Regions from separate parts of the Homo sapiens genome. Here region 1 is linked to region 2. The links are chromatin loops, found by intact Hi-C in ENCODE. Cell type or tissue: ascending aorta. All regions are shown on one strand. Each heading gives the region's core, and the rest is flanking DNA. Links, peaks and the distances in the headings are about the cores only.

Evidence for each region. Peaks named below come from ENCODE experiments on the same cell type or tissue, not always from the same donor. Only the 100,000 strongest peaks of a DNase experiment are listed, where the experiment ranks them.
Region 1: a loop joins it to region 2, with 7 times the contacts of the local background. A loop is called at or near these places in 11 of 110 quality-filtered maps.

The regions. Positions count from the first base shown.
Region 1 is chr17:61,194,520-61,211,387 of GRCh38, forward strand. All of the region lies in intron 22 of BCAS3 (BCAS3 microtubule associated cell migration factor), which reads left to right. Among named protein-coding and RNA genes, the nearest start is that of BCAS3-AS1, 67 kb to the left of the region's middle. In ascending aorta, for the core only: no CTCF peak of the experiment used is centred there; DNase peaks (open chromatin) are centred at 5,997, 6,822, 7,366 and 9,430; H3K4me3 peaks cover 1,939 bases; H3K27ac peaks cover 6,836 bases.
Region 2 is chr17:61,392,388-61,405,296 of GRCh38, forward strand. TBX2 (T-box transcription factor 2) reads left to right here and starts at 7,456. Exons shown (of 7, transcript NM_005994.4): 1 at 7,456-8,184; 2 at 9,297-9,564; 3 at 10,674-10,820; 4 at 12,034-12,110; 5 at 12,219-12,382; 6 at 12,815-12,909. The coding sequence starts at 7,790. TBX2-AS1 (TBX2 antisense RNA 1) reads right to left here and starts at 7,219. Exons shown (of 2, transcript NR_125751.1): 1 at 6,852-7,219; 2 at 1,069-1,360. It overlaps BCAS3 (BCAS3 microtubule associated cell migration factor), which reads left to right. Exons shown (of 24, transcript NM_017679.5): 24 at 1-444. RefSeq lists an enhancer at 4,741-5,292, promoters at 6,413-7,673, 7,293-7,540 and a cis regulatory region at 7,529-7,540. In ascending aorta, for the core only: a CTCF peak has its summit at 7,096; DNase peaks (open chromatin) are centred at 4,424, 4,604, 7,374, 8,044 and 4 weaker places; H3K4me3 peaks cover 8,000 bases; H3K27ac peaks cover 8,000 bases; H3K27me3 peaks cover 743 bases.

The DNA of each region.
Region 1 (16,868 bases), core at 3,342-11,341, 200 kb before region 2:
CCTGAGGTCGGGAGTTCGAGACCAGCCTGGCCAATATGGTGAAACCCTGTCTCTACTAAAACATACACAAATTAGTCAGGTGTGGTGGTGGGCAACTGTAATCCCAGCTACTCAGAAGGCTGAGGCAGGAGAATCACTTAAACCTGAGAGGCAGAGGTTGCAGTGAGCCGAGATTGTGCCATTGCACTCCTGCCTGGGCAACAAGAGCAAGACTCTGTCTCAAAAAAAAAAAAAAAAAAGATATACTAACTATGTGACTCTTAGATTCATAGGCTAAATTTCCTTTTGGATTGTTTTTCAAAGACTGAAAATGCCTATATTAGGAAATATCTTCACTTTCCATCTCCAGCTCCCCTATTTGTCAGTTCTTCTATTCTGACCCCTAAGATGTGGTTCACATTTTAATTACAGTTACATATGGCAGTCTCCATCCACCATAGCCAGCCAGCCTGCAGGCTTGAAGAGAATGAAGGAGAGCCTAATACTGCCTTCTTTCTGACAAGCTCTCATGGAGCTTTCACAGTTAAGACTCTGTCGATCTGTTGCAATGACTGAAGTGTCCTGTAAATGATCACTTATTACAAATGTTCAGGTAGATGTGTCACTTTAAGCATTAACAATTTATTTTTAACTACATTTCTTTATTCTTTACATATACCAATTGTGCTTATGCCCAGAAGGACTGGATACAGTATGTGAAAGCTGTAAAAATTGGCTGTTCATTCTCTTCTCATTTAACCGCAGATGAAATATTGGTTGTCCAGGATAAATCATCCTTAATGGGATATTTATACTCTTTCCACCAAACACTGTGCATCTCTCCACCAGCCGTACTCTCCCTATTTCCTTTTATTTTCCCAGACAAGGTCTCATTCTGTTGTCTAGGCTGGTGTGCAATGGTGCAATCATGGCTCACTGCAGCCTCAACCTCCTGGGCTCAGGTGATCCTCCTACCTCAGCCTCCCAAGTAGCTGGGACTGTAGGCATGAGCCACCATGCCCTGCTAAACTTTTCTTTTTCTTTCTTTTTTTTTTTTTTGTAGAGACAGGGTTTTGCCATGTTGCCCAGGCTGGTCTCAAACTCCTGTGCTCAAGTGATCCGCCCACCTTGGCTTCCCAAAGTGCTGGGATTACAAAGGTGTGAGCCACCGCACCCGGCCCCCCTCGTTTTTTAAAGATGGAATTTCTCTCTCTTTCTCAGGCTGGACTCAGACTCCTAGACTGAAAGCTATCCTCTCACCTCAGCCTCCCAAGTAGCTGAGACTTATTTATAAACTTTCCAGTTAATTGTGACTACAGTTATGCACAGATTAAACATAGGTTTATTCTGGTTGGTAATGATCATAAAGAATGATCTGACTGGCTATCTTTGGGAATGATTGTTTGTAGACTGTAGTAAAGATGAAAAGTCCAAACTGATTTTTATCTTTTTGTGCTGTTAAAGTATAAGGATCTAGAATTTTTATTTATGGACATTGATGTCAGAAGCATATGTAGGTAGTTTTAAAACTGAAAATATAGCTTGTTTTTACCTCTCATCTAACTTTGGAGACCACAGTCGCCTTTGCAGATCTATCTAGACAACTTCTGAGGTTTATTCAAGCCTCATTTGTTGCTGCTCTAAATTCTTGCTCTGACCCTATCTGAAATCAGTGTAGTCTGAACTACTAGAGAGACGTTATTCCGTAACACAGTGAATCTCAGAATTTATTTTTTCAACTGATACTTCCAGCTCTGGATTCTGTGACATTTGCCCAAAGGGAAACACCGGTCCCTTGGATTACACTGTGCATCCATTGTCTGAACTGTCACAGCAATAGCGCGTAAAGCTGTTTGCATAGCGTGCTAACTCTATCAGGGTCATTTCCAGTCTGTGGCCGCTAAAAATGAAAACCATGCCCCAGCCGGGACAAGAACAGGGTCAACAGCTGGCAAAGGATATGGCAATCATTTATATAAATATGCTTTCTCAAGCCCACAAAAACAAAAAACCCCAACCCAACAGCTGGGAAGGGTTGGAAGTAGCCCCAAGGCTGGTTAGTCCCCTTCCAGATGGGGAGGTTAGACTGGGGCTAGCCAGACTGCTCCACATAGACTTCCGATTCGAATTAGAAATGAAAAGAGGAGAGGAAAGGGAAAAGGAAGAAAGCCTACAAGCATGACTGCTCTGCTTTTCACCTAACTTAATCAAATAAGTGAAGACTTTCTGAGACGGAAGGCTTGCATTTATCGGCATTCATGCTCCGTTTTTTCTGTTTATCATAGGGTCTAATACACATTTTAACTGCTGAAACAGAAAGCATATATGCTCTAAAGTATAGTTTATATATAATGTCATGGTTATTTGTAGAGAGATTGAAGAACCGGTCTCAGATTTATGTCCTGTTTACATCTCCCAAACACTTATGTAGAACATTCAATGCTAGAGAAGATAATAATTGTGGTGTTGGCTCACTCCCAGAATTTTATCCAAGGGATAGGGTTCATTTTTGTAATTTGATTTACTTCATAATACATCGTTATTGCACATCTAATATATCCAACAGAATAACAAATACCGTTTTCCTGGGTTCACCTTAAGGTTGCATACCATGAGGCAAAGTATTATTTTTGTAACCTGTTGATGCTTCAAGAGGCAAAGGTGAAGAGTATATGACTTTCAAACTCTTCCAAGAGTGACATAGTAAAATAAAAGACACCACAGTGATGAAGAAAAAATTTGTTCTCATTATCTAGAAAAGGGCCGCTTCTTCCTAATAATGGAGAGTTCTGCTGAAGCCAAATTGAATGGCAAGCAGCACTTTCTTCCTCTCCAGTCTTACGTTTGCTTAAGGAAAAGCTTACATAATGAATACATTTATAGGTGTAGGATGAGCTCATGATATCAGAATCCATAAAGATATATAAATTAGGCTCTTTTGCCAACATTGAGGCATTGTCTTAGAGAATCTTCTGCTTTGACATAGAAGTTAGGTAATGCATTTTCCTTCTTGTAATGATCTGCCTGAAACAAACATTTAGCCTTACTCGTGGAATGTCAAAACTAGAAGGAACTGTAGTGATCATCTCAGATACCTCCTCTAATGAGTAGTAAAGATCAGAAAGTTAGAATGTGCACAGGGAGGATGCTGTGGACCCCTCAATCAGGTATACATCTTCCAACTATATACACACAGAGGACCCTATACTGAGAAAGAATAGTGCCAAGCCAGTCTGGATAAAGACCCTCGGGAGACCTGAATTATCAAAGCTATCTGCTGATCCCTCAAACACTCAGATTTACTGTGTAATTGTATAAAGTAAATTTCCCACTTTGTTCTGTGGCCCTATAGTATCAAAACAAATGTTTCTCAAGCATCAACACTTTATTAGAAATTCTCATGACTTCTAGATGTGGTTTTGGTCATTTCCATAGATAAGTAATAAGATGAGTGTGTTAGGTGTTGGCTCTGAAAGTCTATCCCATCTATCTATATAGTAATGAATATTAGATTTTAAGCTTGTTGGGGGCAAGAAAAGTAGGTCATCTTCATGTTTATATCCACTGAGTCTGGCACATATGAGTACTTAGTGGATGTTTGCTGATATGCGATTAAGATAAAGTGCAAGATATGTTTTTTTTTTTTCTTTTTTTTTTTTTGAGACGGAGTCTCACTCTGTCCCCCAGGCTGGAGTGCAGTGGCCCAATCTCAGCTTACTGCAAGCTCCACCTCCCAGGTTCATGCCATTCTCCTGCCTCAGCCTCCCAAGTAGCTGGGACTACAGGCGCCAGCCACCACACCCAGCTAATTTTTTGCATTTTTAGTAGAGATGGGGTTTCACCGTGTTAGCCAGGATGTTCTCGATCTCCTGACCTCGTGATCCACCCGCCTCGGACTCCCAAAGTGCTGGGATTACAGGCCTGAGCCACTGTGCCCAGCCCGATATGTTGATTTTCAAATAATTCATTAATTTAAGTATTTTCTTCTATAATAGCTACAACAATTTTATACTAAAACTTTTGGGGGGAAGGGCCATTACCTTAATTTACACAATAGATCAGTTAAGTTTTGCAAGAAGGTGAAAGTAGACAAACATGTTTTTGACACATTGTTATTGCTATTCCTGCGGTCTTTGATTCTGACCCATTTTTAGCTTCTGTGCATTTACTTTTAGTTAATCTGTTTGATTTGAATACACTGTTCAGTTAGTCTCAAACACTTTCTTAGCATTTATCTTCAAACCTTAAGTGTAAAAATGAGACAGAGGCTTAGAGGTGTCCTCGGAATTTTAGAACTAACGGTTTAATTTCCTGACTCTTAGAGTCCAAATGTTTTCTTAGATTGATGTGGATTGGTTTAACGTAATTGGAAGTTTGAAAGGTACATGTTTCTAAAGCTTTTAAGATAATGATACTTAGAAATCACTGATTGTTCCTTGATGATGAATGCCTTTAATATATGTTTACAAGCTCCAAAACTTTTAATATATCTTACCATACTCTGATTACTAGAAATATATAAATGAAACCAACATTTCTCTATCCTGGAAAAAAAGTGTCCAGTAGAGTCTGTCCTTCCTGAGCTTAGTTAAAGCAATTCTTGTATCTTTGTTTTATATTTTTTAACCTTTTCCAATCCTTAATACATTTGTGGTCTTACTGGGATATGCCAGGAAGAAATTTCTTCCTTCTATTTCTTCTCCCTCTTTTTAGCTGTCTACTGTATACCATGTAGAACCACAAAATGCATGTTTTTATCTGTTCTGTTGTGTAGAATGTATATGCTGCCAGCCAGCCTTACTCTTTCCTCTCTACACTGCCACAGCTACAACTGCTTCCCTGTCAAACATTAGAAAAACACAGGTGGGCACCTAGTGCATGGTGTTACAGTAAAGACAACTCGACATCATACTGACTACAAATTACCTCCCCTAGTTTAAAGGCAAATAGTAGCTATCACAACCAAATTTAGAATGTGACACCATTGTTTAGGTGTATGTGATTCATTTTTATTATCTAATCACATATTTTTTTCCCTTCTAATTTGTGCCCTGACTGCACCTTGTGAAAGGTTAGAACTGGGATAATAACTGTGATGAACAAGTTATTCAAGAAATACTTGCAAGGTGGACAATGTTAACTTTGAACAGTGAACACAAAGGGTAATGAATTACTAATACCATAGTTCCCTTCTCAAACAGCAGTGACAGCTTAATTTTGATAGGATCCCTATGATCTTTGTAAGCGTATTCATGCCAGGAATGTTGTCCTCAGCAATAGATCCTATCTCTATCCCTTTTCCAAAAGCCCGGTAAAGTTAGTTTGCTTAAAACTACCTGAAAATGTCTTTCTAGACATCCACCTTACTGCAGGGCCCTAGGGTCATAACCTCTTAACCTTACGGGTTATAGGTCTCTTGCTTTTTGATCTTTCTTGGTTCTTTAGTTTTTGCCTACTTCCTCCACAACATTCAAGCCTTGTTATATAAGGAAATTGGAAACACCAATTTTGGATGAGATAAGTTACCCTTTCTTCCAGAATAATCCAAAAAGATGATTTTAAATAGAAACATGCTTGGGAAAAATTTAGCAAAACTACAGCATCCTGTCTAAGCCAGTTTGAAGTTGCCCCCCTTCATTTCTTATCCTCTTTATAAAAAACAAAACAAAACCAACTTAGAACTTACTGTTGACTTAGTGATAAAGTTTTTATTCAGGTCCCAAAGGCAGCTTGCTTGAGACATCAGAAGGAGTCAGAGTGGTCTGAGCGAATGAGAAGGAGATTAATATTAATACAATTAGTTAGTTAGCTTATTATTCTTGCCTTACTGGGCAGTACACTGTTTGATAATAGTGACAACTAACATCAATTTGGCACTTACTATTGACAAAGCATTATTTATTATTTTATAGCCATAGCAACTTGGTAAAGGAGAGATTATTATTCTTATTTCATAATAAAGGAACCTGAGCTTCAGAAAGGGCCCTCGGCTTGCCGAAGGCCGTATGGTAAATCAATGACCGAGCTGGTGTGGAATGTTAGCCTCCTGGATCCTGATCGTTCAGCCTCCGAAACATTCCTACTGAAGAGGCATTAGGACTAGAGCGTATTTCTTTTGATTATCAATGCGGGTGGTAGTGAGGTATCCTCAGCTGTTTGGCTGGCTCTCTTATTATATTAGTATCTTTTTACTATTATCTTGCTTCTGTTTCAGCCAAAATTTGGATTTTGTTTCTTTGCCACACCCATAGGATCAGGTACAGTTAACCTGTTTGAGCCTAATAATCAAGTATTGTACTGAAATTCCAAATAGAATTGGAAAATGTACTTTTTTGATGGGCTACCTTTCCTCTTTCCTGCCTCATCCAAACAGTCTCCATTAGAAATAATAAAAACCCTCATAGGATTTTAAAGCCAAGTTAGCAGCCCTGAGTCAGGACAGGTGTTTATTTTTAATTCATACTCAGAAAGCACTGTTTACCCATTTACCAGACAGAGCAAGAAAGGACAAATAGTATATATAAAAAAAAAAAGAATTATAGGTCATACAGTTGTCTTTTCATTCCATAAAAATTAGGAGGTCTCTTTTAAAACATTAAGATAATGTTGAAATAAATACATTTTAACCCGAACCTAAAACCAAACAATGACAGGAATATTTCTCCTTAAATGCAGACTACCTGGCATTCGCAGGTATCTGCTAGAGGCAAAGTCAGAACGAATGAGGAGGCCTGCAGACAGTAATCATACTTCCATCTCATGGAAATCACCCACTTGCCTGACTCACAAGAGCACTGAAGTGTGTGTGTTTATGTGTGTATTTGTTGTGAATTTGTTTTGATTTTATCAGGCTTGCCAGCTGCATAAGCGGGCAAAGAATGTAATGTGGAAACCATCCATTGCCACTGGAAAAAGGATCCAAGAGGAATTCCTTAAGCTGGGAACATGAGCTGTGAGCAACATGTTTAAATAGCTAAATATCCAAAGTTTGAGTCATGTTCATTTATTTTGGGGGATACACTCTCTTCTTTGAGGCTGAAAGAGTCCTTCTGGCTTAGACTATAACAAATGTGGTGCTGGAGGAGGTGAGAGACTGGAAGCCCTAGCGAGTTTGCTCAGGTTGTGGTTAATGGTGAGAGAGGGTACCATGACCCCCTTCGTGAAGTACGTTCCACGTTCAATCTGAAAAATCCATGGGCTTTTAAAAAAGCCTTTTCTGTACTTTCCAGTGAGGGAGAAAGGTAAGGGAAAGGAAACTAACTTTTTTTTTTTTTTTTTGAGACAGGGTCTCGCTCTGTCGCCCAGGCTGCAGTGCAGTGGCGCAATCTCGGCTCACTGCAACCTCCGCCTCCCGGGTTCAAGTGATTCTCCTGCCTCAGCCTACTAAGTAGCTGGGATTACGGGAATGTGACACCACGCTCGGCTAGTTTTTGTTATTTTTAGTAGAGACCGGGTTTCACCATGTTGATGAAGCTGGTCTCAAACTCCTGACCTCGTGATCCTCCCACCTCAGCCTCCCAAAGTGCTGGGATTACAGGTGTGAGCCACTGTGCCCGGCCTCTTTTTTTTTTTTTTTTTTTTTTTGTAATTTTTATGTGCCAGACACTATTCCAGGTACTTTCAGAAAGGTGGTGATTTTTTTTTTTTTTTTTTTAAAGAGATGGAGTCTCGCTCTGTCTCCCAGGTTGGAGTGCAGTGGTGTGATCTCAGCTCACTACAAGCTCTGCCTCCCGGGTTCACGCCGTTCTCCTGCCTCAGCCTCCTGAGTAGCTGGGACTACAGGCACCCAAAAAGGTGGTGATTTTTCTCCCCATTTTGCGGATGAGGAAACTGATGAGATCTGAAACGATTTGCGCAATCTATCACAGCGAATAAGGTTGGGATGAGGATTTTAACCCAAGATCTGGCTTCAATGCCCATGCTTTTCTTAACTCCCTTGAAGCCTTAACACTCTCAACAAAGAGTTTACTTTCCTTTTTCCCCTCCTCATTTTCTTTTTTTTTTAAAATATTACTTATTTAATTTTTAATGGTCGAGTTTACTTTTCTTCTTATTTTACTTGTGTTTCTTCTAAAGGAGCTGTCTGGGCTAACTACTCCATTGGTTAGAATATGATGCCTTTGAGCCCAAAATCTTGTTTGATCTCAGAATAGGCCAAGTTAATATTTTACAAAGAAAAGCTGAGAATTAAATGGCATCACCATTAGCCTGCCATTGTCAGAAGAATATGAGATGAGCTAAGAGTATATCTGACTCAGAAAAACAACTCAAAAGCATGTCTTGTTGTTCTCAGATGGTCTGAGTTTTCAAAAGAAAAAAGATGATGAGTCAATCGTAGAAATAAATAGCCTAAATATCTCATAGATTAAGTCAATTAAGTAAAGATTCCCCTTATGTATTTGCCCTATTTTAATGTAGGTAATCAAGGTACTGAATTTTTTCTAGACAGGTTGTAGTATCAGCGCAGTGATGAAAGTAGTCTTCCTCTGCTGTGAATTAGGGCTAATATTAAATTTTGTGTGGTTGCTGAAGAAGTTTACTGTGCACTAGCTCTCTCTTCAAAAAAATTATTTAAGTTACATTAAATTTTATTTATTTATGTGTAGCTCCTAGATCTAAAAGGGAATAGTTTTTTCCCCTCACAATTTCAAGACTTCTCTTTTATTCTTCTTTTTTTCGAGACAGTTTCACTCTTGTCACTCAGGCTGGAGTACAATGGCACGATCTTGGCTCACTGCAGCCTCTACTTCCTGGGTTCAAATGATTCTCCTGCCTCAGCCTCCCGAGTTGCTGGGATTACAGGTGCCCGACACCACACCTGGCTAATTTTTGTATTATTAGTAGAAACAGGGTTTCGCCATGTTGGTCAGGCTGGTTTCAAACTCCTGACCTTGTGATCTGCTCACCTCGGCCTCCCAAAGTGCTGGTATCACAGGTGTGAGCCACCGCGCCTGGGCTTCATTACAATTTTTATTTTGTCTTCCTGATTTCTGGGGGATAAGAGGGGAACCAAAAAGATAGTTTATGAAGAACTTAACAGTTTCCACATTGCCATTTCTGTAAAATCAGGAAAAGAACAACAGATGTATTACAGACTAGTTAGGGAGAAAAGTGATCAAAAAACACTTGATATTTTTAAATTCGTGGAAACTTTGAGCTACATATTTTGCCTTCCGTTCATCTTTGTAACCATTTTTTTGTTTCAGGTTGAGTGTGATTCTTTCTTCCCAGCTGGAACTTTCAGCCTTGTCCCCGAGACCAAAAGCTCAATCAGTGTCACTCTGCAGAGAATGTTTTCAGTATACGAGTGTCCTCTCCTTGGCACTCAGTTGGGACAGTCAGCACTGCCCCTGCCCCAGAGCTAATTAACTGCATTGCTATCAGAGCTCTGAAGTGACAGAGGCAAAGGGCAGAGAATGGAACCAAGAGATCATTCAAAATGGGGTTCAAGCTGGGAGGCAGTGCCCGGCCCCCTTCTTTCACAGCTGGGGTTTTGGCAGCCTGTCCTCGGGTTGTTCAGCCTGGTGACCCTAGCCGCCTGTGATTTACTAACTGTTTTACAAATGTTTCCTCGCTCTGGGAGGTTTGATACACTCTTCATCCTCCTCAGCTCACCAGAGTCACTCAGTCTCTGAGCCAAACCTGCCTTTGTTTACAACTTTTCCGGAAATTTTCACAGAGGGAGAGAAACTCTCCCTCCTCTTTCAGTGTTTTATTTTTAAGTCAACACTTTTCTCAAGTTTATTTGTGCTAAACCAAATTCTCCTACAAGGTATTGCTCTGTATTCAAATGGGAATTGCTGCATTTCTATAAATAGAATGAAGGTCATGTGAACGAGTTCAGAAGATTCTAGATATCACATTTTACGGGACCTTTACATTTAGTTCACTATTTTTTGAAAATAATATTCTATGTTTGGATTTGTCTTTTTTTCCCACATTCATATTTGACTGCGCATTATGTGAAAAATTGAATTTGGGAAACATTGAGTGGAATATTTTTTAAGCTGAAATACCCATGTTAAAAATAACAAAATGTGTTGTTGCTTCATCATTGTAACTTTCTTAAAAACAGAATTTATAGCCCCTTTATTAAATATTTCTAGAATATAATTGCCTCTGAAAACACAGTACCAGGGTTTTTTTGTTTTCGTTTTTCTTTAAATCTCATTCCCATTAATTGCTCAGTCTTTACCTTGGCGGAGAATGAAAAACTGCCTTGGAACTTATTAATAAGCATTTAGAAAAACTCGACAAAAAATTAAAGAATTGGCCTGGCATGGTGGCTCATGTCTGTAATCCAAGCACTTTAGGAGGCTGAGGCACGCAGATCAGTTGAGGCCAGGAGTTCGAGACCAGCCTGGGCAACAGGGCAAAACACCTTCTCAACAAAAAATATAGAAATTAGCCTGGCGTGGCGGCACATACCTGTAGTCCCAGCTACTCAGGAGGCTGAAGTGGAAGGATCACCTGAGCCCAGAGAGGTTGAGGCTGCAGTGAGCCATGATTGTGCCAGAGTGAGACCTTGTCTCAAAAAAAATTAAAGAATGACAGGATAAAAATTTAGGGAGGCCGATTCCATCTGCAATCAAAAGCTAACTTTTGGTCCACACTAAGTAAGAAGTATTATTTTTCTCATTTCTACCTATGAAAAAAAGGTTGAAACTGAAAGAAAAAAAAAGGCATTATTTATTTTCCTCCTTTTCTGTCTTCTAGAGCCAGAACAGACAGAATATATCCTAAATTGGATACAGCCAGAGAATAGTTTACTGATAAAATATGTTTTAGGAAGGAAAACTGGTTACATTTCAGCATATACAGCTGGACTTCCTGGTGGGCCTCCCACATTGTCAACATCAGTACCATTTATTTGTTGACCAACAGAAGACCACCAGAATGAGGTATTTTCATTTCTGCATACTTCTAATTCTACAAGAAAGATAGCTGTTGAGAGAGCTAATATCAAGGAAATGGCAAACAAACACCTTAGGTGATCCTGTGTGACATTCAGGAACTATTGCAGACTTCCAGGACTCAAGACAGTCTCCTCAGCCATAATGTCATTGACCTTGACATACTCAGAACAAATTGGTCTGTGTGATTGCTACCACATGCTGTAGCGCCTCCTAACCCTGCCGTTGGTCTGGAGTGAAGCAGAGCAGGAGAAAGGGCTCCTCATCAGAGGATATGCTTCTTTTATGTTCCTTAGACTCTTGCCCAGCATGCTTTTCCCACTCTATTTAGTCTTAAAATGGCTAATTTAAAGTTTCTGAAGCTTTGTAGGAGCCGCAGAGTGTACCTAGTTTTGCCAGGCAAGGACTGAATAGGTGAATAGTCATTGTATTCTTAGGGTGTGAAACTGTTTCGGGAGCAAAAGATAAGGCAAACACAACCAAAAAGACAGCCCTTTTGCTTAGTTAGGAAGATAATTTATGTCCCCAAAGCTCTTTCAGTGATCTGTACCCATCAGACCAGTAGAATTTGAACTTTTTTCCCAACTGAAGAGTCAACTGAGATGAGTAATAAGCACACTCCTCACTTCTGGTTTTCTTTTACGTCTGTAGGTTTTTTTCATTTATATGGAGAACACAAGTCGTAGCCAGTGAAAGTTTGTATAGGCCCCTCTGTTTCTTGCACTCTAGTTATAGGCACTTGCTAAATGTTTCTTGAGTGGATGAATGAATAAGTGAATCCTGGACAGATTGAGATGTATGGGGTGAGTCATAATCCTGGCAAAACCCTAATTAAACACAGTGGAACCATTGCCTTATGCACAGGGCAACCTCAGGCATTCTGCGTTCATCGTGTCTGCAGTGTTCTCCAAATTCTGAAGCAGAGATGTCTAGATGCTTGTTTAGTGCGGAGGGTCACTTTCTTTATATTTTAAAATCAGTAAGGTCATACTTAACTTCGTTTGTACATATTAATATATCCATAAATGTTGGTAGTTCCTTTGGGTACTATGAGTGACTATAATATTAACTAAACTGCATTTTTAGATTAGAAAATTGTGAGGGGGGACCAAGCACAGTGGCTCACACCTGTAATCCCAGCACTTTGGGAGGCCAAGGCGGATGGATCACCCGAGGTCAGGAGTTCGAGACCAGCCTGATCAACGTGGTGAAACCCCCGTCTCTACTAAACTTACAGAAATTAGCCGGGCATGGTTGTGCACACCTGTAATCTCAGCTACTCGGGAGGCTGAAGCAGGAGAATCGCTTGAACCTGGGAGGCAGAGGTTGACGTGAGCCAAGATCTCGCCATTGCACTTCAGCCTGGGCAACAAGAGCGAAACTCTGTCTCAAAAAAAAAAAAAAAAAAAAAAAAAAAATTGTGAAGGGGGAATCCCCTATGAATGTACCAGTTTTTACTTTGATCCAATCAAGTTGTTTTGTATGGTTTGTTGTTTGTTTTTTGGTTTTTGGTGTTTTTTTTTTTAATTTGATTTCTACATGGATTCAAAATAATTTTGTTTGGAAAGAACAGATATGTCAGGGGAAGAAGTGACACGTAAGCTACAACAGAGTATATTTTTCAAGCACCTCTTTATTTGAAGATGCAATATTAGTATTTGTTCTTTCTTAGCACCTTTTCGAAGTTTTCTTCACATGAACTCTTGCAGTGTGCCAAGGATAGCAGAGATGTTTTTCAAACGTTTATTGGCTACACACATAAAAGAACAGAAATTCCTATTTTTCTTCTCTGTCCTTATATTACTATATCACCTGTTCTCCAGCCTATGGGTACAAGTGATTGACATCGTTTTCTTGTCGATAAGTATGATACTTATACATCTGTCTTGTTCTTCTTACTGTCTGTGTATTAATATTTCTAGATGAAGATATATATTAATTCATTTAATCTTCATTATAACTTTAGGATGCAGATACTGTTATTATTCTTTGATAGATGAGGAAACTAAGTTCAAGAAAGATCCCAAATGTGTCCAAGGTTACAAAGACAGTGAATGCATGACTAGATTCAAACCAAGATGCCCTGGCTCCTGAAGCTGTGCTCCTAATCACCAAGCTGTTTCCCATGGCATTCTATTCTGTGAAGGTATTATCATCTAGTTGATGGCTTCCCTATGGATGTTGTCTAACTTTTTTTGCATTTACAAACAAAACTGCAGTGAACATCTTTATACATATTTCCTTGTGCAGTGGTTAGCATCTTAGAAACTTGAATATATCTGCTTCTTAGCCTCCCACCCAAATTTCTATGTTGCTTTAGAATCCAGAGGAGAAAATCCGCCCTCTTACATGGCTCAAAGAAATATGCTCACAGAGTGCCCATTTTTCAGTTTTCTTAGAGTTGTGAGATTTAAACTAAGAGAAATAAGGTACATATATATTTGTGTGTTGCTTAGTGAGAAGTGGTGGGTAGGAATAATTTTTCTGTTTTTGCTGAGATCTTATTAGTAACATGGCTAAAAACATTGGCTTTGCAAAATTCTCAGTCAGATTCTTGCTTTTAAATAGAATTAGAGGGGAAAATTACTATTAGTCTTTTATATGGAAATAACAAAAAACTTAGGAGATAATGTTGATCACATACCCTTTTTTATTATATCTTAGTAACTTATTTAATATTTTAGAAAGTGGCTTATAAAAAATTTATTGATTTCTACTTAGTATTTCAAATCTAAATTCAGGATGGGAAGGTTTCATGAACTTTCCAGAGACTAGTAACTTCCTATTCCACTTTCCTGGGCTTGGTATTTTAGTTATTGTATTGTCTACTCATATATTTGACTTTTCACTGTGTTTCATTTTGTCTAAAGCGGGACTCTTCTCCTCCCAGGGACCAGAGAATTTTCTTCTTGATGTTCTGTTAAAGCCTTGCTAAGCTCTGACTCAGCCTGACTTTAAATCCATAGTTTCATTTTCTAACATTATTAATGATTAATCTTGAAGCACCGAAGAAATGAAATGTGCTAGTAAGTGTCGTTAAAAAACTGAGAGTTTTTCTTCTGTTGTGGACATTTCTTGTCCATAACAGCTTGAGTTTAACTCGAATCTCATTAGCTCAGCTTAATTTGAGGATGTTCTGAAAAGAGAGAGGGAGAAACAAAGCACGTGGTCATCCCAAATGCTAATATCAGAGACTCTCTTTTAAAGCTACTAGGTCCACGCTTCTATGAAGAAAGCAGGTATCCATGTTGTTGATGCTCCCTAGAGAGAGCCTCAGACACATTTTGTTCCCAAACAGAATTAGAAGGAAAAGGTCTGCTTAGCTGTCTTTTCCTGTTTAAAATACAGCTGCCCCTGCAGTAGAGCCCTTGTCAGCTCGCTGGTGCTCTCTGCAAACTTGCAGTGCAAGTCTATGATATAAGTGGTGTAGAGTGGTTTTGTTGCTAAGAGAAAAGTGCTAAAAAGGAAAAAAAAAAAAAAAGGAGGGCCTGTATCTCTTGTGTAGCTCAGATCCTTTGGGTATTTAATGTACAGTTTCAGCAAAAGACACTCAGAATTATACCTCTGGTTGGTTCAAAATTGCTTAAATGTTGAAACATATGGTCTCATGTTCCATTTGTTAGCAAACAACCAGCTGTTCTCAGCCTGCCAAATCCAAGTAAACATCCACTGTGTGGAAGAGTGAATCTGAAATGGTTCAGTAAAAACATAAAAGCTGTTTTTGCTGAAGAAGAAGAAAAAAAAAAGGCCACCCCGAAACAACAGCTAGTGAAAAAAAAAAAAAAATCTTGTTCTGATAACGTCTTTTCCCTGGCTTGCTTACAGTGGACTGTGGAGTAGGAATGACTCTAGAGCCGTTTCAATTTAAAAAGATTTGTAGGCAAACTTGCTGTCCTCTTCTGTTGCTGAAAATCGTGATTGTCTTGGTTACAGTGATTATTTTAATAAAATGCAATTATCTGAATAATTAATGTATTTGACTACTCTACTGTGTCCTCCATTCACAGAGGCCAAAATGTCAAAGATCAAGTAGATTGGGAGAATAGGAAAATTCTCATTATAAAGGCAAGGGGAGGAGGGAAAGGATGAAATATTTGGAATTTCAGTGCAGTGGTTTCTATTTATCCGAAATGTCAAGGGCAGTGTAAAATGTATTTTTAAAATGTGTTTCTGTATGGTTTGTGCCCATTCTTGGCGTGGCTGTGGCTGTACAGAGACCATTGTTCTTTGAGGAATATGAGGGGGTGTCTTTGTCCAAAGTGACAAAAAGAAGACTTGGAAGACTGGGCTTCCTTTGTTCCTGTGCGGTGCTGTAAAATTTGGTTTGAAATTAGGACCTCAGGGAAGGACCTTCAATAGAGAGCTTTCATTTCCTGCCAGCATTTTAATCACTCTGGGGTTTAAAGTGGATGGCCGGCCAGCATAATGGCCCTATGTTTAATAGAACAGCTTGTATCTTGAAGGCCAGTTAAGGGATCTGTCATCCGCCCAATATTCGTCTTTTCTGTTTCCTGTCCATTTATGAAGATCACCCACCCTTTTAGGTGGCTTCCCTGGATCATTTTGTAGGGGAGCTGCTGCCACTGCTTCTTAAAGAGGCTGAACAGAAACCCAGTTGAATGTGGTCCAGTCTTCAGCCCACGCAGGGAAGTTCTGCAGAGTGCTTTAATTAGACACGAAGTTCACCACATTTGGGAGTTGATTCCATCAGTTGTAGAGGGACTGTGTCAGATTTCACAAAAAATATAGAATTGGAAGAAGATTAAAATTTATCCATATCTCAGAATTATTGGCACCTATTGACCTGATATGTGCTCACATCATCACTGTGGTGGATGTTAATGTCATCCTGTCATGCACAGGAGTAACTTATCTCCTGAGGGGTGAAGTAACCTGGTGGGTTTGATCCTGTTGTATACAAAGGAAATTCACAATTTTTCTAATACAGTGGCTTGTTAACTCTGAAGGCAGGCTTCCTTTGGAACCCTTTAGAAATTTACCTTTATAGTTTATGAGATGATATCCAGAACTCCTAAAGGAGTAAATATTGGAGACAAGACTTGAAAGAGAGAGCCAGCAGTAAGAAGTAAGGGTTCTGAATTTCTTTCCCAGCTCATGCCTAGTGGGTAAGAGTAAGATAACATCAGTAAAAGCCTGAGATTCACTAAGTTTTCATGTAGGAACTGTCACTGAAATTGCTCTGTGACCAGGTGCTAAGAATGGCCTTGTGTTGTCAGTAATAGTGAACTGCTTGGCAGAGGTAATTTTAGAGGTAACTATTAAATAGGATCACAAAGTGTTTCCCTAACTGAGTAATAACATACATGAATGAGGGGAGAGAAGGAAGGGACCTTTTCAACTACGAGCACACTCTCTATCCCATCTCATAGCCAGTTGTGCTGCAGACAGACAAAACCAGAGAAGCCGCTTTTCACGGACATTTTTCTTTTTTGCAGATACCTAGGGGTTATCATGGGGAAACAAAGGCATGTATAAACCTCATTCAGCAGTCTTTTCAGATAGAGTCTGAAAAGAGTCTATCACCAATCTATCTGAGGTCAGCTTAATCCATACCCACAGAGATGATGAGCCAAAGGCTTCCCTAAGCTAGGGTCCCATAGTCTTCCCCAAGCTAGGGTCCCAGCGCTGGGTGGGGGACAGGAGAAAAGGCCTGAGGCACGGGGGAGAAAAGGCAGTTGCAGATAGTAATGTTTGGAGGCATGCTCAGTTATTCAGAAGAAATGGAATGACGTTAAAATTCTCCCAAAAAAGGTTGGAACCACCTCTGCTTCCCTTTCCCCACTCTGTAATCAGTAATCATTGTCTGGTGTGTTCAGATGATAATCCAGTTGGCCACCAAGGGGTTGTGCTTCCTTACTGACTGTATTTGTGATCTGTAAGACTTTTCAAACACAGGTTTAAACATCCAGAGACTCCAGCCTCTTTGACAGTCATTCTCCCACTGTGTCCCTTTTG
Region 2 (12,909 bases), core at 3,615-11,614:
TATGACATCCTGCATTGGATCCGCTTTTGTATTTTTTAACCATACCCACGGTGGGGCGGGTGGGGGGAGCCTGGAACAGTGACCAGATCTGGGGGCCTGAGTGGGGACAGAGTTGATCGTCCACCTGGCCATTTTGACCCTGAGTGGACAGTCACAGCCTCAGCTCATGTCTGGCTGTGACACACACTGCCCCCAGCTTCCCTTGGTCAGCCCCACTCCAGCACGGGGTGAACGGAGGCCCAGAGTACTAGGGAAGGAGGAAGGGAGGACATGCCTCTTCTTCCTCCTTTCTTTCCCCATCTGTTCATGGGAAGAGTTTGTCTTTCTTATCTTTAAGCCCCTTTACCCTGGTCCTGTACTGATCAGTGAAGGAAACCGTGGTTACTGAGGCCCTGTTGAAAAGTGCACGTCTTGTCCAATAAATCACGCTGCAGTTGGTGTCCATCCCTGAGTTGCTGGGGTAAGGGTCCTCTCCAAATGCTGAGCAGAGTCCTATGGCCTGAGTGCCCAGGATCCCAACACCCCCTTTCATGTGCAACTTGGGGGCAGAAGGAGTCAGTGGAGGATTGGAATGGGAAGAACTTTTGTCCTGGAATTTGGATGGGGCCTGATTTAAGAAGCCCATTCTCTAAGCATCTTGCCTGTTACCAGAGGCAATGAGTTCTTGGGGTGCCACAGGGTTGGACCCTCCTCCCTGGGGATCAGGGCTTGCCATGTGCTGGTGGGTTGCTGTCAAGGGGAGAGTCTGGCAAAGCCTCATCTGGGGGGCACCTTGTTGTAATTGCCTCTTTTTAACTCAGAAGATGGAAGGGTGGTCAGGTGAAGGTGGGTATCTCATGAAACCTGGCCGGAACCCTCAGATGACACGTTCCTGATTTTGTCCCCCCGCCCCACCACCACCACTTCCGGACCTAAAGTAAGTGGCAACAGAGACAGGAACAGGGAGAAAAAATGGTGCATTGAGCAGGAAGGAGACGAATGCTAGTCCTTTGCCCCCTTCCCTGGCCCACACTTCCCAGAGACCCCAGGGAGGCCTTGGAGAATGGAAGGAAACCCACAGAGCCAGGTGTGATTTGGGGTAAAGTTTAATGGAAAAGCCGTGGAAACGTTGAGTTCACAAACAGGACTTCCCGTGCAACTGTCCAGCCAGACCTGGGGCAGCTCCTGGGGACCCTGCCCCCTTCACACACACCCATCCCATCCATGGTGCCTGAGAGGCCTTCATCTTCAGTTCCCTCCACCAGATCAGTTGGGCATGTTGGGGGCAGAGATGGAGGGTTGTTGAATCACACTAGGCTCTGTAAGCTGAGAAGACGATCCTGCACAGGGTGGCATAAGCCAGTCCCTCCTGCCAGGGCACCTGCAGGGCGAGAAGTCACATGCCAGACTGAGGCATGCTTGCGAACACTAGCCTGGCCCCAGCAGCAGGGGGTGCTGGAGGAGCTGCAGCTTTTCCCCATCTTGCTGAATTATTGATGGGCCTGGCACTGCCCCTACCCCCAGCTACAGCCATGTTTCAATCAAAAAGGGACAAGGAGGAGAGTGCTACCAGGCTACCTGTGCATGCTGCCCATGGCCTGTCTTCCTGGGGATGGGTTCAGCTGCCCTAGGAAGCATGAGCCCCTCTGAAACCACCCCAGGACACGTGGATGTGGCAGAGACCTTGCTGCCAGGGGCTCTCTCAACCATTCAGGGAACTGGCTGGCAGCTTACAGAGTCAGGAGTCCTCCCTGGCCCGGCCCTTCCCCTCCAGCAGGGGCAAAACAGCTGTGGCCTCCCCCAGGCAGGGAAAGTGGTGGGTGTAGGGCTGGACTTGCCGGCTGAGCTTGCAGGACAATCTGGTTATTCATCTGCTTGAAGTCAGGGCAACTCTTTGAGTATGTGGGGGAAGGGTGAGGATAAGAGAGACCAGATAAGCTGGCCCCACAGCGGCTGCCACTGGAGCTCAGGTTATCAGAAAGGCCTTGGGCCTGGCCTCCGGCTAATTGGGGAGGTTATGGAGCCTGCCATAGCCTGTAATCAGCTGGAAGGGAGAGCTGGGCCCCAGGGTTGGGGACCTTACTGGCCACTGGCCCCAGAGCAGCCGCTTCCTATCCTCTACAGATAACATCCAGGGCAATCTGGGACTCACCCCCAGCCCCAGCAGACCTAATGGTGGCATCATCTGGGAGGGCATCAGAACATGAATCAAACTGTGGCTGATCAGGGGACCTTTAGGAATCCATGTGACCTACCGATTCTCTCGGCACTACCTGGTCAACGGGCAGCTTTACTACGGACTTCCTCTCAATTTGATGAAGGAAAAATACCTTCATGATCTGGAAAGAGGCCGGTGGGAGCCAGCGTGGCAACTGAAGGAGCAAGAGTACTGTCTGAGATGAGAAAAGGCACGGTGGGCCTGAGGCCAATTCAAGCACACAAGCTCAAACACCAGGGCCAGCCCCTCTGTCAAGGAGCAGAGGCCAGGCTAGGCAGCCACCAGTCTGGAAGTGTATATGGTTTCTCAGTGGTAATTTTTTATTTTCACAATTCAGGGACTCATGAAACTAGAAAGTACCTGAGAGTTCTGTTCGAGCCTCATTTTTTTTGCAGATGACAAGCAAGCCTGAGCCCCAGAGAAGGGCAGGGCCTTGCCCAAGGTCACAAAGTCACACGCCTAGTGAGCCTATCCCTGTCTGCACCTGGCTGCTTCACACCCTGGCCAGTTCCCTTAGAGGGACCCAAATCCGAACTGACCTCCCTGTCCTGTGCCCCTATCCCATCCAGAATGCTGACCCCACTGATCCCCATCCTGACTCCATCAGGCTTCCTGCCTGGGCTGAGAGACTGAATTTGCAGCTGCTCCCTTGCCCCTGTGTAGCTGGAAGGCAGCCCTCCCACTGCAGACCTAGAACTGGAGGCTCTAGAGGCAAAGGGACAGTGCATCCTGTATGTCTCGAATTCAGAGCAAGAGCCCAGGGGAGGGTGGCAGCCCTGGCATCTCAGGATCACCTTGCTGTAGGAGCAGGGGTAGGCAGCTCAGCAGCACCGGCTTCTTAGGAGTGGGTTTGGACTTGCTCTCTTTAAGGTCCCAGGGTCCCATCCCAGCTCTGCCACCAGCAGGTACGTGGCCTTGGGTACATGACTGCACCTCTGGGATTCAGGGTCCTCATGTGTAAAGGAGGGAGTGGAGGGGAGAGAGCAGCATGCCCTTCCGAAGGCGCGACAGAGCAGAAGCAGGCAGAGGGGAAGCTGCGGGTCCACAAGGCAAACCCATGGTTCGAGGGGAAGTTGACAGCCAGGCCAGGTGCCCCTTAGCAGGGATGGGGAGGGCGGAGGCGGCACAGCTGGAGCCCGGATTGTGGCACGCCGTCACCGTGCTGCTCCGGGGAATCCCGACCCGCTCCCTGCGAAAGCGTTTCCGAACGCGAACCCAGAGCCTGTGAACGCGCCGGCAAGCCCCCCACTCCCCCACCGCCGCCCGTCGCAGGTGGGCCCGTCCTAGGGGTCCTTCCTGCGCTCTACCCCGTCTCTCAAGTCACTCAGTCGATCGCCCCGTTCACGCTCCCGTGATCCCAGACATCCATAACCACGATCTCGCCTCCATGCACATCCAACGCACGACGGTGCACAGACGTGCACCTGACTTCTGCGGACCAGGTGTCTCAAGCGTACAGCGGCCACCCGCGGAACCGCGGCCCGGGGCCAGTGAGTCGTCTGCAGCTCCCCGGGTTAGGGGATTCCCCAGAACTCCGGGAAAGTCACCCGAAGTCCATCCGGGATGCGGCCTTGGTTCTCGGCCGCGTGATCTCGCCCTTAGGTGCAGAACGACGCCCTTCCAGGGCCCACAGCTGCCAGGCTGGGCCTTGCCCTCGCATCCCCCGGGAAGACCAGGGACGGGGCCACACAGGCCGTGGCTGCGGAGACGCTTCCCCGGGCCACCCCGCGACCAGGAGGGAGTCGAGCCGCCCGCTCTCCCCGCGTCCCCCGCCCCATCCCAGCCAGTTGGCCCCACCCTGCGCGGGATAATTGGGACGGGAGGGAGGCGACGGGAGGGCGGCGGCTCCAGAGAGACTGCGCGCCTGTCAGCGGCAATTTGTTTAAGTGGACGGGACGGGCCGGGCCGCTGCGGGCTGGGGTCACCGAGGCCGCGGCCCCCACCCCAACCAGACCTGGGACCGCGGGGGAGCCCGGTCCGGCCGCTAAACCGGGCTGGCTGGCGCCAGGGCTCCGGGAGGTGCGGTCCGGCGGGGAAGCCGTGATGGGAAGCGACTCTGTCCAGGGAGTGTCCTTCACCACCACACTCCTCACGTCCAGGCAGTGATCGACGGCCTGGCGGCACCCTCACAGCGGGCCCATAGCACGGGGCCACACACGTCCCCTGAGCTTAGCCTGGGCACATTCGTCTGCCACCGAGGGCTTAAGCCAGTCTGCAGCCCGCGCCCCGTCACTCGGACGCAAGTCCGTCGTCCGCTCTGCCACGCGGCCGCACAGCCCGAGCTTCCTGCTGCCCACTGCCCGCGGGGTCACGCAACCCCGGCCCTGCACACAGAGGAGGAAGCGGCGGGGACCCCCTGCCACCTGGAGGCTCAACCCGGGGAAGGTCCCAGCAGTGCCCCTTAACCCTGCGAGAGGTGACGGGGCCGGAGGACGGAAGGGCAGCCACGCCAGGCTCAGGACCGCGGCCCCACCCGGCCCAGGCCGTCCCCGCTCCCGCCCCATTTCACTGTTGCGGGAAGCGCGGGGCGCACAGACCGCGCGCCACCAGCCCAAGCCCGCCCGACGCCCTGGCCGGAGACCGCCTGCGAGAGGGAGGGGCGGCCGAGCGCGCGTCCCCCGCCTGTCTGCGGGACCTGGCCGATGCGAAGTGACAGGGGCCGGAGCTTTGTTGTGGAGCCTCGGCCGCCTGGCGCCAGCCGCCCCCGCCCGCGCCCTCCCCCTCCAGCCCCGGGCGGCCCGCGAGGCGCCCCCCGGGGCCTCTTAAAGGAACACGCACACTCGGCCCCCGGGGCTCCGCCAGGGGAGGGGGTTCCTGGGAAGGGGGAGGGGGCCGGCCTAGGTGGGGGAGGGGCCCAGCGGAGGCCTCACGGCGCCGCTCCAGGGCCTCCCAGGCCTCCCCAGCGCCAGCTTTCGGTGAGCCTCGGGCATTCCTAGCTGGAGAGTTTGGCTGGGGGTCGCTACAGACTCTTCAGAGCGGCTGCAGCAGGACCTCAGGGTGATCGCGGGACCGCGGGGCGGGGCGAGTGGTGGGATCCTGGCCCGGACAGAGCCCCGGAAAGCCAGAGGGAAGGTCGGTGCCACTGTAGGTGGGGTCGCCGTCCCCAGATGCAGCCGCTGCACTGTCGCCGCCAGGTTTCTCGGTCAAATAACCCAGGCCTGAGTGTTTCAAACTCTTCAGGCCTCGGACCCCTGGACCAGCTATGGATGGACTAATGAAATGGACTAATGTCTAAAACGCACACATTTAGATGTACACATACTCTTACAAGGACAAAAGTATGTGTCTACACACACACACACACACACACACACACACACGCGCGCGCGCGCGCGCGCGACTTTGCGAATGTATTCACGGATTCCTAGGCCGGTACCTGGGTTCCCGGCTAAGGAAAGCTGCCCTGGTTATTATCTGGTCACCTCACCGGCTGCGCAAACGTGTCCACAACGGGTCCCTCCCCGAGAGGCCACATCTCGCCTAAGGTGGAGCCAGCAGGTATTTGCCTGTGGAAAACTGCAGTGGATCCTGCCCCGTCTGCGTAGACTGCGCAGCTCGGAGTCAAAGATTCGTTCTGGCCAGAGAGGAGGTACTAAGAGAGGTGCGACCTAGCCAAGAACGAGGTCGTGGAGAAAACCCTGTGGGGGCGGCGCTCACATATGCGGTGATGAGGAGTTGTGAGGGCCCTGGGGTCGGCCCCGAAAAGTAGGGATAACGGTCGCAGAGGCCATACTGCTTCCGCCGGTCCCGAATCCGCACTGCCAGGAGAGATCCGGCCTTCAAACGCTGCTCCCAACGTTCAACAACGAAGTGCCCTGCGACCGGTGTGCGCAGTGGGCGGGCGCCTGCATGGGTCAATGTTGGATGTACGCGCCCACCACGCGGTTGTACGGGTGGGAATGTCACCCGTGGCTAGTGCATGCTCTGTCTTTTCCTTCAGAAAACGACCTTCAGGAATCAGCCTGAGTGTTCGCGCCCGAGCCCGATTGGAAGCAGGTGCGTGGTCGCTTCACTCTCCCCGTGCACACCTTGAGTTATAGCTCTCGCTGCGCACAGAGGGCACCACACGGGGCCCGACACACACACACACACACACACACACACACACACACACACACACACCATCACTTCATGGGGGGGAAACTGAGGCTGCCGGAAGACAGAAAACGAAGACTGATCACAGAAGAGGGGGCTTCAATCACAGGTGCTCGCAGACACCCCAACTCCCTCACGCGTTACTCAGCACTCCTTAACTTAGGAGACGTGCGCTTCCGAGAGATGAGAAGAAACTAAAAAAGTGGTTGGCAGGGCGAAGAGAGGAAGCCGGTATTTCGGAAGAAGGAGACTTTCGTCTCCGGTACCGGATAGGGCGAAAATTCGTTGGGTCGCGGGTGGAGAATCCGGGGTCCGCCCGCGCGGTGCCGCCCTGTGCTCAGCGAAAGGTGCGCTCACCTTCCTGGCCCCGAGGATCCGCTCCTCCCGGCCGCTGGAAAGCTCAGGGCGGGGCCCGGGCCTGCGGAGAACTCCAGGTTCCTTCCGAGTCTTCCGGTGAAGGCGGGCGCGGGTAGGGGGTCCCCGCGTTTCCCCAGCGCAAGGCCGCGTCCCGCTCCCGCCCGCGCCGGCCCCAGCAGGGCTCGGCCATGGCTCCACTCACCAGCTCCCGCCACCTGGGATCCGCTCCCGGACCTCGGCCGCCCGAGCCTCCCGACTCGCCCGCCCACCGGCCTCGCTTTCCAGTGCCTGCTGTCTCTTTCCGGGGCGCAGGGACCCCCAGGCGGCGCCACGACCCGGAGCTGGGTCGGAGGCCAGGCTGGGGCTCGGGCCAGAGCGGCCGGGCCTCTGGGCGCGGGAGAAGGAGGGCGCCCCCTCTCCGCTCGGGGTCGTGTCAATGCTTTGCACTTGGGGCCGGCGTGCGGCTGCGGGTCCTTCCCCAAGGCCCCGGGACCCGGGCTCCCCTCGCCTCAGGCCCTTTCGGCGGGTCAGGTCGGCCCTCCGCGCTCTCCAGTCCGGCGCAGGCAGCCGCAGGCGCGGGCGGGCGGTGGGGGCCGGGGCAGGAGGAGGGGTCTCGGGGCCCGGCGGCCCGTCATTGGTTAATATTTTATTCTGTTGACATGTTTTCTTACTGCTGAGGCTTCCGACACCTTCTCCCAGGCCCCCCCTCCCGGCCGGAGCTTGGCCTGAGCTGTCAAAACCCCGCCCCCGGAGACCCACAATTGGTCCAAAAAGCGTAAAATCAGCAATCAAGGGGGGCCTGGCTCGTTAGCGCAGGGGATCCGAGCTGGGCAGGACATGTGAGATAGTCACAGTTTTCCAGAGATCACGACAAGATCTAACCAGTCGCGCGTGGTCCCCGGCGCCGGAGCGGGCCAGCTCAGCCCGGCCCAGCCCGGCCCCGCGCAGAGCCCCCGCCGCCCCCGCGCACAGAGCCGGGTGCCCCTTGCGGTGCGCCGGACGGGAAGCCCCGAGGAGCAGCTGCTGCGCCCGCCACCCGGGTCGTCCGTCCACCGCGCGCGCCGCCGCCCGGGCCGGGGGTCCGAGCCGCGCGCCCCCGGCCCCGGCCCCGGCCCCCGGGCGCCTGGGCCGGATGTCCCGATGAGAGAGCCGGCGCTGGCGGCCAGCGCCATGGCTTACCACCCGTTCCACGCGCCACGGCCCGCCGACTTCCCCATGTCCGCCTTTCTGGCGGCGGCGCAGCCCTCCTTCTTCCCGGCACTCGCGCTGCCGCCCGGCGCGCTGGCCAAGCCGCTGCCCGACCCGGGCCTGGCGGGGGCGGCGGCCGCGGCGGCGGCGGCGGCAGCAGCGGCCGAGGCGGGGCTGCACGTCTCGGCACTGGGCCCGCACCCGCCCGCCGCGCATCTGCGCTCCCTCAAGAGCCTGGAGCCCGAGGACGAGGTGGAGGACGACCCCAAGGTGACGCTGGAGGCCAAGGAGCTGTGGGACCAGTTCCACAAGCTAGGCACGGAGATGGTCATCACCAAGTCCGGGAGGTAGGGCTGCCGGCCGGCTGGAAGGCGCGCGGGCGGGCGGGCGGGCTGGGGCACGGGACTGCACGGATCAGAGCAGAGCTGGGGACTCCCGGCTCCCGGCTCCCGGCTCCAGGTTCTGGCCCTGACGCCACGCTTCGCTCCCACGGACAACCAAGTTGACTTTTCTCGTTTGGCACCGGAGCGATTTTTTTTTAAAACAAAAACGCTAAAATCCTCCGAATGAAATAAAACGAAAACATACTGCTAAAGAATAGCCCCAACCGTTCTGAGTCCCAGCGCAGAGGAGGCCCCGCGGCTTGGCCCTGGCGGTCTCCTCCGCCCCGCGCTCTCGCTCTTCTGCGTCCGGGTCCGTCTCCGAGCTCGGGGGAAATTCAGCCTCTCTCAGACTCTGCTCCGACCCCGAAGCCCCTAGTGGGACCTGGGCCCAGCTAACCCCACGCTGGTTGCTCGGTTCCTGGCAGCGAGCCCCGGGTCAGCCGAGCCCTCCGCCTCACCGGGCTGGGAGCCCTTTCTCCACCGCGGGCATCCGAGCCCTGGACGCATCCGCCGCCCCAGGCCTTAAAGCCTGAAGAAAGCCACAGCCCCGGCCCCTCCACCCTTCGACTCAGCCACCGAGAATCCAGGCCTCGGGTTCACCCTCTTCCCCCGAACTGCACGGCCAGGATGTCTTATCAGGCTCTGTAGCCCAGTTCCCAATACAAACACCCTCCAGATTTATTTCTGGGAGCTTCCGTCCCAAGTGGGTATTTCCCCTGAACGAATTTCGGGGAGATTAAGGAGAAGCGAGAATATTTCTAGAGGGCCTAGACTTCTCTCCTGGGCATCAGCTTTCATCTCAGATCAGGGAGAAAGAGGGTCCCCAGATCTGAGCACAAGGCCTAAAGGAGGCTGTTTAGGAGAGGGTCTGACAGGCAGAAATGGGATCTCCTGGGAGCAACAACCACAGGTGGGGTCGTCCGGGCAGTGATGAGAGGGCAGAGCAGCCGACCACAGGGGAAACAGCCAGGCGGCAGCGGTGTGCGCAACGAGGAGGGATAAATAAAGGAGGAGTGGGGTCCTGGAACCTAGAACAGCCGGTTCCAATGGGATCTCCTCCCTTCCCTCCCTCCCAGGCGGATGTTCCCCCCCTTCAAGGTGCGAGTCAGCGGCCTGGACAAGAAGGCCAAGTATATCCTGCTGATGGACATTGTAGCCGCTGACGATTGCCGCTATAAGTTCCACAACTCGCGCTGGATGGTGGCGGGCAAGGCCGACCCTGAGATGCCCAAACGCATGTACATCCACCCAGACAGCCCAGCCACGGGGGAGCAGTGGATGGCTAAGCCTGTGGCCTTCCACAAGCTGAAGCTGACCAACAACATCTCTGACAAGCACGGCTTCGTGAGTGTTGGGGCAGGGTGGGGACGGTGCAGGAGCTTGTTGACCCAGCACTGCAGCTGAGCAGGAGAGCAGGGCGGCAGGATCTCCCAGGGGGAAGCGCTGGGCAAACCCCCAGAGTGCCCCTGCCCGGGTCACTGCCCTGTGGTCTACGTGGGCTGGGCCTGGGCCTGGGCCCCAGCGCTCTCCTTTGCAAGCCTGGGAAATGGTGGGGTCAGTGGCTGGCAGCTCACAATCTCAGTTCCTCAGGCCGTGGAGGGTCCCTTGTACCGTCAATAGGGAGGCAGGTGCTGCCAGGACTGGGTCTGCAGTGCTGGACCACGGAGGTCACCCTGCTCTTGGCCTGTAGGTGCCGAGCTTGGAAGACCTGCCCATGACCTCAACTTGTCCATCACCCTTCTGCCAAGACCCGCGTCCCTGGCCCTCCCCCAAGACTAGGGGATTTAAAAGTTAAACCACCCTCCCCACCCACCCCCCCAGCCTCCCTAAGACCTTTCCCTCCTCCCACAGGCAGATGCCCAACTAGGAGGAGAGGGTTTGGGGGTTCTCTCCATTTATGCCTGAGCAAGGCCCCAGCGAACGGGGGTGGTGTTTCATAGGGTAAAAGGAACTGCCCATTCTGAGGTAGGGCAGTTGGTGAGCCCCCGAAGGTTGGAATCTCCTCTTTGTGGGGTTAGGGGGTTTACCAGTGCCAGAAAGGAAGAGAGTGTTAAGAGTGGAATTGTAGGGCTCTGTTTTGTTTTATTTTGTTTGGGTTTCTTTTGTGGGGAGGGGTTGTTTTTTGGTTGGTTTTTTTGTTTTGTTTTTTGTTTTGTTTTGTTTTTGCTCTGTCTCATTTCTGTTTCCAACTGGGAAATTTTTTTTAATGGCAAGAGAAAAAGAAGCTGTGAAAAGAGAAAAGCGAGAGGAAAAGTAGAAGAAAAAGAAATAAGGGTGAGAAAAGAGCAGAGACAGGAGAAAATGGGGAAGAGGAAGAACCGATAGAGAGAGAGAGAGAGAGAGAGAGAGAGAGAGAGAGAGAGAAAGTGGAGAGGAAGAGGTCAGGTACCCAAAGAATAGAAAAGCTCGGGCCGGGGCTGGTGGCTGCCGGCTGACCCCCACCCTCCCCGCAGACCATCCTAAACTCCATGCACAAGTACCAGCCGCGCTTCCACATAGTGCGAGCCAACGACATCCTGAAGCTGCCTTACAGCACCTTCCGCACCTACGTGTTCCCGGAGACCGACTTCATCGCCGTCACTGCCTACCAGAATGACAAGGTGCGCGCGGCGGGCGGTGGGCTAAGCCCCTGCACTGACGCCCCTCAACACGTGCAGGCCCAACCGTCCGTTCATCGCCCCTCGAAGCCCCCTGCACGGGATCCGCGCTCTTGCGGCCCGCCCCCGAGCACCGAGCCTCGCATCCATACGCGCAGCACTCACGGAAGTCCTCAAGGCGCCCTCTCAATCCCACCGCGCGCACACACAGGCTCCCCTGGGGCGAGCGAACAGCTGGGCCGTCGTTCTGATGGAGATGTTTACTTAACAATTAGCTGAGACTCCGGGCCCGCGCTGACATTTTTACATTTTATTCGTTTATTTCTTGGCTCAGGAATGAGAATGTAAGTGAAGAGAGGGCGCCCGAGGCAATCTGCCCAGGCTCTACCGATGCTCAGAACCCGGGGCCCAGTTTTCACTCTCTCGGGGGGAGCCAGAGGGTGGGACAGGTGACACAGCCCCCCAAAGCACTCCTGGCTACTGCTCTGGGTCAGTCTAGGCCCCAGACCCCTTGGGAGGCGCTTAGAGAATTACCTTCCAATCAAAGGGCTTTTTCTGCTTGCGGCTTCTCCACCCTTGTTCTAGTGGGGCAGAGCATCACCCCTCTAGGCCTGTGCCCTTGTGCGCCACTGTCGAGTGAAAGAGAGGGTACGAGTGTCCGTGCCGGTCGTTGTGGCTTTGTGAACCAAGGTGTACGCTGGGCTGTGCGTGCCCCGTTTGGGGTGTGTTGGATACCTGTGGAGGCATGTGAATTCGTTTGGTTCCGTAGGCGTTTGTTATGTCTGTGCACACTTGCGTGTGTGCGAGCCCGTGAGTGTGATTTGGCTTTGTGTGTACCTGCAGCCTTGCGTGTGAACTGCAGTCTCTGTTCGCGCCTGCTCGGGTGCGGAGTCGTTTAACTTGCGCAAGCCCGCGGGCGGGTGTGCATGCTTGGGCTGGTTCCGACACTGTGGCACTGCTTTAGGCCTGTGTGGGGCTGTCTAGGCCTGTCTAGGGATAATTCCTCGAATGAAGCTTTTGGAGGACAGACCCCGTCGCTTTCCGCGAGGCCCTCCCACCGGCCTCAGCTCGGGGCGTCCCATCCCAGGCGGGTGGGTACCAAGTGGACGCTCCCCGGGTCTTCCCTCTGCGGCCAGCACCCGCTGACCTCGGGGTGCCACCGACCACGCTGGAAGAGCCACGGCCTGACTTAGCGCCGCCCCCTTGGTCCCCGCAGATCACACAGCTGAAGATCGACAACAACCCGTTTGCCAAGGGCTTCCGGGACACCGGGAACGGCCGGCGGGAGAAAAGGTGAGAGGCCGAGGACAGCAGCCCTGTGGCGGGTGCCCGCGGGAGCAGCGAGCAGGAGGGATGGAGGGATGGGCTCCCCGCTGACCTGGTTCATCCGCTCATCCCCAGGAAGCAGCTGACGCTGCCGTCTCTACGCTTGTACGAGGAGCACTGCAAACCCGAGCGCGATGGCGCGGAGTCAGACGCCTCGTCGTGCGACCCTCCCCCCGCGCGGGAACCACCCACCTCCCCGGGCGCAGCGCCCAGTCCGCTGCGCCTGCACCGGGCCCGAGGTGAGGGTCGGACCGGAGGAGGGACAGGGAGGTGGCGGCGGGGGGTCCTCAGGTCGCTGGGCTGGTCTTTTGCTGAGCCACCCGCTAACCTGAAAGGCCAGGAAGGAAACGTCGGCGAGTGTCTGGGATGGGGTTTCCGTCCCGGGACTCCCCTACGAGGGCGGTCCCCGGTAGCCAGAAGATCCGGCCGGACTCCGAGCCTGGCCCCTTGGGCGCCGTGTAATTCTATAGCTGTAGGGTTTCCTCTCCAGGGCTGGGTTCCTTCCACTGTAAATCTGGGGTCTTGGATTAGGTGACCTGCAGCTGCCCTTTGCCCGACTCCAGCAGCTCCTCCGACTCGGCCTCCCCGAGAGCAGCCCTTCCCGAGTGTCCCTGATCCTGCTCGTCGGCCTCCGCCCAGGCCCCTGTAATCCGCGCGCCCTCTCCCCGCAGCTGAGGAGAAGTCGTGCGCCGCGGACAGCGACCCGGAGCCTGAGCGGTTGAGCGAGGAGCGTGCGGGGGCGCCGCTAGGCCGCAGCCCGGCTCCA